Linked DNA regions of Homo sapiens: region 1 is linked to region 2. Evidence: chromatin contacts called from ENCODE Hi-C or POLR2A ChIA-PET data. All regions are on one chromosome and are shown on one strand. The core of a region is the stretch at or near the end of the contact, and the rest is flanking DNA. Distances in the headings are between cores, read along the strand shown. Region 1 has its middle 5.3 kb from the start of TRY-GTA5-4. Region 2 holds the start of HNRNPC (heterogeneous nuclear ribonucleoprotein C).

The links. Hi-C counts contacts between places; a loop is a spot of excess contacts on that map. ChIA-PET counts read pairs that join two places held with the same protein, here RNA polymerase II (POLR2A). Pooled maps may share reads with other maps.
Region 1: a map with no recorded cell type shows a loop between it and region 2 (6-fold over the local background). The contact joins the enhancer-like site here to the promoter of HNRNPC in region 2. A Hi-C loop is called at or near these places in 3 of 37 single-sample maps with no recorded cell type and 4 of 50 pooled maps. POLR2A ChIA-PET finds 5 or more read pairs at or near these places in 2 of 52 experiments (T-cell and activated CD4-positive, alpha-beta T cell).

What each region holds. Positions count from the first base shown.
Region 1 is chr14:20,666,678-20,670,565 of GRCh38, forward strand. No RefSeq gene overlaps it. Among named protein-coding and RNA genes, the nearest start is that of TRY-GTA5-4, 5.3 kb to the left of the region's middle. RefSeq lists enhancers at 44-153, 1,292-1,631, 2,282-2,471. Within about 2 kb of position 1,479, at least 3 of the 41 ENCODE cell types and tissues checked have a DNase peak (open chromatin) inside an H3K27ac peak, as active enhancers do.
Region 2 is chr14:21,266,987-21,270,990 of GRCh38, forward strand. It overlaps HNRNPC (heterogeneous nuclear ribonucleoprotein C), which reads right to left and starts at 2,456. Exons shown (of 9, transcript NM_004500.4): 1 at 2,312-2,456. RefSeq lists enhancers at 1-435, 1,935-2,559, 2,197-2,456, 2,560-3,185 and a silencer at 2,547-2,626.

The sequences.
Region 1 (3,888 bases), core at 229-2,728, 600 kb before region 2:
TGGGATGAAAAAGAGGTTTAATTGGACTTACAATTTCACATGGCTGGGGAGGCCTCAGAATCATGGTGGGAGGCAAAAGGCACTTCTTACATGACAGTGGCAGGAGAAAATGAAAGAGAAGCAGAGCAGAAACCCCTGATAAACCCATCAGATCTCGTGAGACTTATTCACAAGAATAGCACAGGAAAGACTGGCCCCCATGATTCAATTACCTCCGCCTGGGTCCCTCCCACAACACGTTGGAATTTTGGGAGATACAATTCAAGTTGAGATTTGGGTGGGGACACAGCCAAGCCATATCAGCAAGGTTCTGTGGGTTTCTTGGAAAAAAAAAAAAAAAAACAAAATAAACAAACAAAAAAATGGTGGCAGAGTACAGAGGTGTGAGTTTCTCCTGACACCACATCTTTGGCAAAGGTTTCAGATCCCATCTGCTGTATGCCCACCACCCCAAGACCACGGAGACACCCACCCCCCTGCTGAACACCTAGTGGGGGTACAGCAAGCCACCCCAAGGGACCTAGCATCCATTGAGTTTAAGTCCACTCCCTGTCTTATGCTAAGTGGGTCTGAATGGCCAAAGGTGAGAGTCAGATGCATGAACACCCCTTGCTACTCTGTCATGTCCCAGACTGGAAAAGTGGGCATCTGGGGTTCACCCTCGCTTGTGCTGGTCACCAAAGCCCACTACCTGGCCCCCTTCTGCTTTTGCCCTCAAAACACCAAACTGAGGTTTCAGAGGACCTGTACCTCCATGTCCCATCAGGAACATATCTAATGAAGACCTAAGGTGCTACCTTTGGTCCCTGTTCACTGGTCTCTGTTTTTGGTGTCACTGGAGACTGGGGTCTCTCTGCAGCTCCACAGCCATACAATCGTCTCAGAGCACTGGTGAATCCACAGCTTGGCTCCTTTCCACTAGCAGTGAGAAGTGGGAAAGATTGACACAGCCGGGGGAACGTGAGGGGAATAGGCAGTGTTGGGGGAGACCGTCTGCTGCTTTCCAGGAGAAGAAGACACATACAGTCTCCAGATTGAGACCCACAATGAAGCAGTTCTTGTGGCCACAGAGGGTAGGGGAGGGCAGGGACCCAGTCCTCAAAGGGCTTCAGAGGGCCATGCTCCCATGGACCACTGGGCTTAGAGTGCTCTCTGTGATAGGTTGCATCTGTACACCAAGTGTCTGATGCACATTTTTCTGAGATCTTGGGATGAGACCAAGGGACACTCATTGGCTTTCTTCTCTGCCCCATACCCACAAAACCCACTGCATCTCCACAGATATGAAGCTCCACTGGTTGGTGAAAGCCCAGTCCATTTTCTGCTCCATCCTCTCTGACTGGGCTTCAACATATTTTTCTCAGAGGTAGGAGAGCCCAACTGTGCTGCTAGATCCTAGTGCAAAAGGTCCAAACTGCTCAGACCCACCAGGCAGTGGCCTTTCTAAGGAGGTGAATTTGTGTGCCGCTGTATGATGACAGATGTCACTCAAGTTTCACTTCTGTTTCCTGTCATAGACCAACAATCCCCAACTCTCCCAAGTCACTGAAGCTCTTTTCAGGCCTGCCATTTTGTACTTCCTTCCTGCTCTCACAGCCTCCTAAGTGGCAGGTGTTTTTGACATCTTTGAACTAAGCGGTGAGTGTTAGGTATTCTTACTCTTCCAGCAGGAGCCAAGCCCAGCTGTAGCAAAATAAAAAGATGTGAAGACTCAGGAAAGGTGAGGCTTGAGGGATTTAGGACAGGGGTGAGTGGGTAGACACACCATGTCCTCATCCCATGGGGCAACCTGACCTTGCCAATGGAGGTTCTTTGCCTTAGAAAATTCTCAGGGTGGCTGCTGTCTCCCCAAGTAGACACAACATAGCAAGGATGAGCATTTTCTGTCTGTATGAGTCTATACATTTCCGGCAAAGGAGAATGAGAGAGACACAGAGTGCTAGGGAGAAGGGGCAGAGACAGACAGAGAGAAATATACACAGACAGAGAGAGAAATTGTGAAAGAGAGAGAGAGAATGAGATACAGACAGAGGTGAGGTAGTAATAGCTCAGGAAGGAAATGAGGGGGAGAGGGTGAGTTCACGGATGGTATCATGGTTGTCCTCGACCCTACACTGTTGTCCTGAATGCTTGATGGTCTCCTGGGAGCTTGGCTTTCCAGGGTTTGCCAACCTGGTCAGGAGAGCTTGGTCACAGATGAATCCAGCTGTGTTGCCAGATTCCCCAGCAGTGCTTAGGTCCAAAAGCACCCTGTGAATAAAAATGAAGCAGCCCTGAGATGGTAAGGGTTCGGATGGGGGATTGGCTGGGTCACAAAGCAGAAGTAAGGGGCACTTTGCACTGAAGTGTACTGGCAACAGCACAGGCATGGCAAGCTAGGTAATCTGGATAAGGCTTTGCTGGGTTTTGCCTGGGAGAGTGTGGCGACAGCAGGGCGTTTGACCAGGCAGAGGTGCAGCCAGGGAGCACTGGTGTGTGTACAAAAGACTCAGACACTTCCCTCAAGCAGGAATTGAACCAGCAACCTAAGGATGTCCACAGATGTGTACAGTCCTCCACTCTATCAGCTGATCTCTCAAAGAGCACACAAAGTTAGAGCTGGGTCACTGGACTTTCTGCAAATGGAGGACACCAAGTCCCTGGAATGCCAGAGGTCCAATATGTGTTGGGTTGGTTGGAACCTGCCTTGGAAGAGAACCCTGCGCTCTTGTTGCCCAGGATGGAGTGCAATGGCACAATCTTGGCTTACTGCAACCTCCACCTCCCAGGTTCAAGCAATTCGCCTGCCTCAGCCTCCCGAGTAGCTGGGATTACAGGCATGTGCTGCCATGCCTGGCTAATTTTGTATTTTTAGTAGAGACTTGGGGTTTCTCCATGTTGGTCAGGCTGATCTCGAACTCCTGACCTCAAGTGATCTGCCTGCCTCGGCCTCCCAAAGTGCTGGGATTACAGGCGTGAGCTACTGTGCCCAGCCCGGAATAAAACAGTTTTACTTCTTCCTTTAAACATGGATGGCTTCCATTTTTATTTTTTTGCATTACTGTTCAAGAATCTCCACACATTGCTGATGATAGTGATGAAAGCAGATGTCCTTGCTTGTCCTAATCTCACAGGGAAATCATTCAGTCTTTCATCATTAAGTGTATTGTTAGCTGAAAGTTTTTCATACGTGCCCTTTATCAGATTGAGAAAAGGCCCTTCTATTTCTAATTCGCTGAGTTTATATGAGAAGCGAATGTGTAGCGGGCATTGGTGGCTCATGTCTATAATCTAAGCGCTTTGGAAAGCCAAGATGAGAGGATCACTTTAGCCCAGGAGTGCAAGACCAACGTGGGCAACAAAGTGAGAACCCGCCTTTATGAAAAATTTTAAAACATTATCAGGGCGCCAGGCGCAGTGGCTCACGCCTGTAATCCCAGCACTTTGGGAGGCTGAGGCGGGAGGATCACCTGAGGTCAGGAGTTCCAGACCAGCCTGGCCAACATGGTGAAACCCCATCTCTACTAAAAATACAAAAAAATTAGCCAGGTGTGGTGGTGGGAGCCTGTAATCCCAGCTACTCGGGAGGCTGAGGCAGGAGAATCACTTGAATTTGGGAGGCGGAGGTTGCAGTGAGATCGCACCTCTGCACTCCAGCCTGGGCAACAAAGAGCGAAACTCCATCTCAAAGAAAAAAAAAAACGAAAATAAAGAAAAAGATATTATCAGGGCATGGTGGCACACACTGGTAGTCCCAGCTACTCAGGAGGCTGAGGCAGGAAGATCACTTGAGCCTAAGAAGTTGAGGCTGTAGTGAGCTATGGTTGTGCCACTGCCCTTCAGCTTGGGGGACAGAGGGAAACCCTCATCTCTAAAAATATAAGTAAGCAATAAATAAACAAATGTGAA
Region 2 (4,004 bases), core at 1,206-3,705:
AAGCCGAGGCAGGAGAATCGCTTGAACCCGGGAGGCGGAGGTTGCAGTGAACCGAGATTGTGCCACGACATGCACTCCAGCCTAGGGCGACAGAGCGAGACTCCGTCTCAAAAAAAAAAAAAAAAAAAAAAAAAAAAAAAACAAAACTGCTTTTAATAAAACTCAATCTGTACAGTTTTTAGGCTTCTGGCAACAAAAAATTTGAATTAGAAACTAAAAATTCAAATAGGTTTTAAAAAAAAGTCTAAGTCCCCTTATTTGCCTAAGGAGGATTAAAATCTATTTCTCCTAACTCCTAGGCAAACTTACTCCCCAGCCAACACCTCTCACATTCAACACTTTATTAAGATTTAATAATTTGCCCCTTAGTCTTTAAAATTAGAGCAACTAGCTATTTTGGAGTTTATTCTTTGCTTGTTTCGCACAGCCATTCCATCCAAAACAAGGTCGAATGCCATGTCAAATCCTCTAGAGATTTAATTACAAACGTAAGCTGTTTAAATTCTCTACAGAAGGAACATCAACCACCAAGTATTCCCGAGAGTGGCACTAGCATGAGGGGGAAAAAAAAGGTCAGAAAACCTGCAACCTGGCCATCCTTCTTCAACTTTTCCCCCTAGCCAATATGAAAATGTTACTAAACGCCTATCTAGTTGAGAACACACCTAGAATTGTGATATAAATACCGTGGCAAACAGTTTCGGATATTAACTCAAAGAATTTTTGGTGCGCTGATATACATACTGACCGGAAGGAACCCATTTTCGAAAACCTCAAAGAAAAGTGCCCGTCAATCAATTTCAACTACTATTAACAGTTCTTAAATACTAATTTCTGACATTTCTCCTTGCCAACATTTTTACTTCATGATTTCCCATTTTTACCCTAACCTCATTTCTAACAGTTCAGCACAATGATAAACTTTAGTTTTAAGTTCCTGTAATAATATACATGTTTAAGCCTTAAGAAAGGGGTCGCGATGTTTTTGACCCTTATTTTACTTCCTATCAAATAGATTGCCTTACAGATGAATTTCTTACCCTGCAGAATGGGTTTAAACTGTGCTTAACAGCTTTAGTTTTTGTGAGATTAACAGATTGTGAAAAATAAACTTAGCCAAATCTCATGTGAGGATTAAAAAAAGCGATGTCCCAGATAAGTCAATGTGACACTAAAGATCTAAACAATTTTTTTTAACTTTTAAGTTTTTTATCAAATTTCAGCACCCAGCAAATAATAGGCACTGTTAATATTTGCTTAATATAACGTAGCTGTGAATTTTTGCCCACATTTAGGCGGACGGGAAAATTAACGCCAGAATATCCCGAAAGTCAAATTTTGTCATCTTACACTTAGGAAGTTACGTTAAAAAATTCTCAAGTCTCGTAGTATTTTTCTTAAGCGCAATTTGGGAATTTCCAGTTACCTCGTGGTTTCCGTCATCAGGTTCTTGGCAAAGATTGCAATACAGTAGTTTTAGAACTATATTAACTAGGTATTCCATTAACTAGGTAAAAACCACTCGACTGACCTCGTGGTCAAATTCCTTACTAGTGCTGCTACTGACTTAATATGACCCTAGCAACCAACACTTTTCTGCCTCAGTTTCCGTCTGAGAAAGAGAGTTAATACCTACCTCAAGCAAAGTTCCACTAACTTATATATTTCAAGTGTTTTGTAACCTGCAGATGAAAAGTCAGCTGTAAATATTAATATAGTTATATCACAATATTTCCTTTTACAAATGTAAGTGAAAATAACTACTTCGAGCTCCATCATTTGCTCATAGAGAGAAATAAAATAAAAAGTTATCAGTAAAATGCTGAATCTTTTGTTAAACCTTTCTCGTAGGCCACGCGGCACGATCCAGGATTTAAAGGCTCGCGATACATCTACTTGGTAACCTTCCCCCTTCCCCTCCCCCACTTTTTACATGTAAGAAGAACGGAGGTAATAGAAGGCATCGGCGCTACGTTAACTTCGACTATATTAATGAGCATCACGATCTTCATTTTCATGATCCCGTAGTCCTCGCGGTCGTAGAAAATGAAAGGAAAGCAGCCGTTAACACAGGAAGAGCGAAAAAAGGACATTTTCCCTGGCGATCGTGGCCTAGAGGACACCAGGTTAAACCTATACAGAGGCTGAGGCCTATAAAACTGCCCCCGGCTTCAACCTAATCCCCCAAAACAAGCAGAATAAATGAGGGCCCGGTTAGTTAGGGGGAAGGATTCCCACATCTTCTCTCCCACACCCCCTCTCGCTTCCCGAAAAACCCAGCGCCTTCCCTGCGTCCGCCCTCTCCACTTACCAAGAAGGGGAGGGAGAAGAGATTCGATTCTGAGTCTCCTACTCCCGGGTTCTGCGTAGAGAAGCCGACTGCTGCTGGAGGTCGGCAACGCGGCCACAACCGCTCAGTCTTCGTCTCTTCACAAAATGGCCCCCGAGTCTCCTCTGCCGCCGAGGCGAAGGCCTAGTCCCCGCCCCATTCCTGAGAATCTTCCTATTGGCTGTGCGTTTTTTCGCTCCCGCTCCTAATTAGACAGTTCAACCGCTCCTCACAATGATATCCAATCACAATTAGCAGTGGGTTAGACTAAGCAGGCGAATTTCCACATGCGTGAGAGAAACTAGTTTATAACTGGTTAGTTTTCCTGTCATTTATTGCCTGGAGAATGCTTATTGGCTATTGCACGGGACGACCCTCTGGGTGGAAACTCGCCTTTGTATCGCGCACCGTCTCACATCCGGGTATCTGGGAGGCCTGATTGGCGGCCGCGGCGTCCTATCGCTGCCCCTTAGAGTGCCTAGTAGAAGATCCGCCCAGACCTCGGATTTCCGGCTGCGCGGGGGCGGGGAAAGGGTTGAGGGGCGTAGTTAGGTGACGGGCGCAAAAGACCTGCCCCAGCCCCGGGCCTAGGGAAAAAAAAGCGCGAAATGAAGCCTCCGTTGTGCAATGTGAATAAAGAAAGGACTTTTCTTAAAATGAGGAGGGAGCAGCAGTGACTAGGCCTTGTTAAAGTGTGTAGAAAACTAACCAGTCCTGCAGTTTTTCCAACCCCAGACCCTTTCTCAGTTCCAGATTCGAATGTCAGCTACCTCGTAGACATCTGCTTCTTGGCCTATTAAACCCTTCTTCAGACAACACATGTTCCATCGAAACCAACTGACTTCCTTATTCCTCTCCAATATAAAAAGGAAGTGCAGAATCCTGGCCTCTGGCCCCAGGGCATCTAATATCTTAAGTGCCAGCAAAATTGGCCCATCCTTCCAAATCTGGTCCCTTAATTTCCCTCCTCTTGAAATGGCTTGTCTCCTACCTACCCCCGTCACCTGCCAGTCTCTCTGGTTACATTATAGGAACTGCGCACGCAGTGGGGTAGCATCAGCTCTACTAAGCCAGCGGTTTCTTTTTTCTTTTCTTTTTTTTTTTTTTTTTTTTTTTTTTTTGAGGCAGAGTCACTGTCGCCCAGGCTGGAGTGCAGTGGCGCGATCTTGGCTCACTGCAACCTCCGCCTCCCGGGTTCAAGCGATTTTCCTGCCTCAGCCTCCTGAGTAGCTGGAACTACAGGTGCGCGCCACCATGTCCAGCTAATTTTTGTATTTTTAGTACAGATGGGGTTTCGCCATGTTGGCCAGACTGTTCAGGTGATCCGCCCGCCTCTGCCTCCCAAAGTGATAAGATTATAGGCGTGAGCCACCACGCCAGACCACTTTAAACTATTTTAAAAAGCAAAGACGAAAAATATGGGAGAAAGTATACACTAAAGTGTTAGTAGTGGTTCTCTCCTGGTGGGAAAATTACATGTGATTTTTTTTTTTAACTTTTTTTTTTTCAAACGGAGTCTCGCTTTGTCACCAGCCTGGAGTGTAGTGGCGCCATCTTGGCTCACTGCAACCTCCGCCTCCTAGGTTCAAGCGATTCTCCTGCCTCAGCCTCCCGAGTAGCTGGAACTACAGGTGCGTGCCACCACGCCCAGCTAATTTTTGTATTTTTAGTAGAG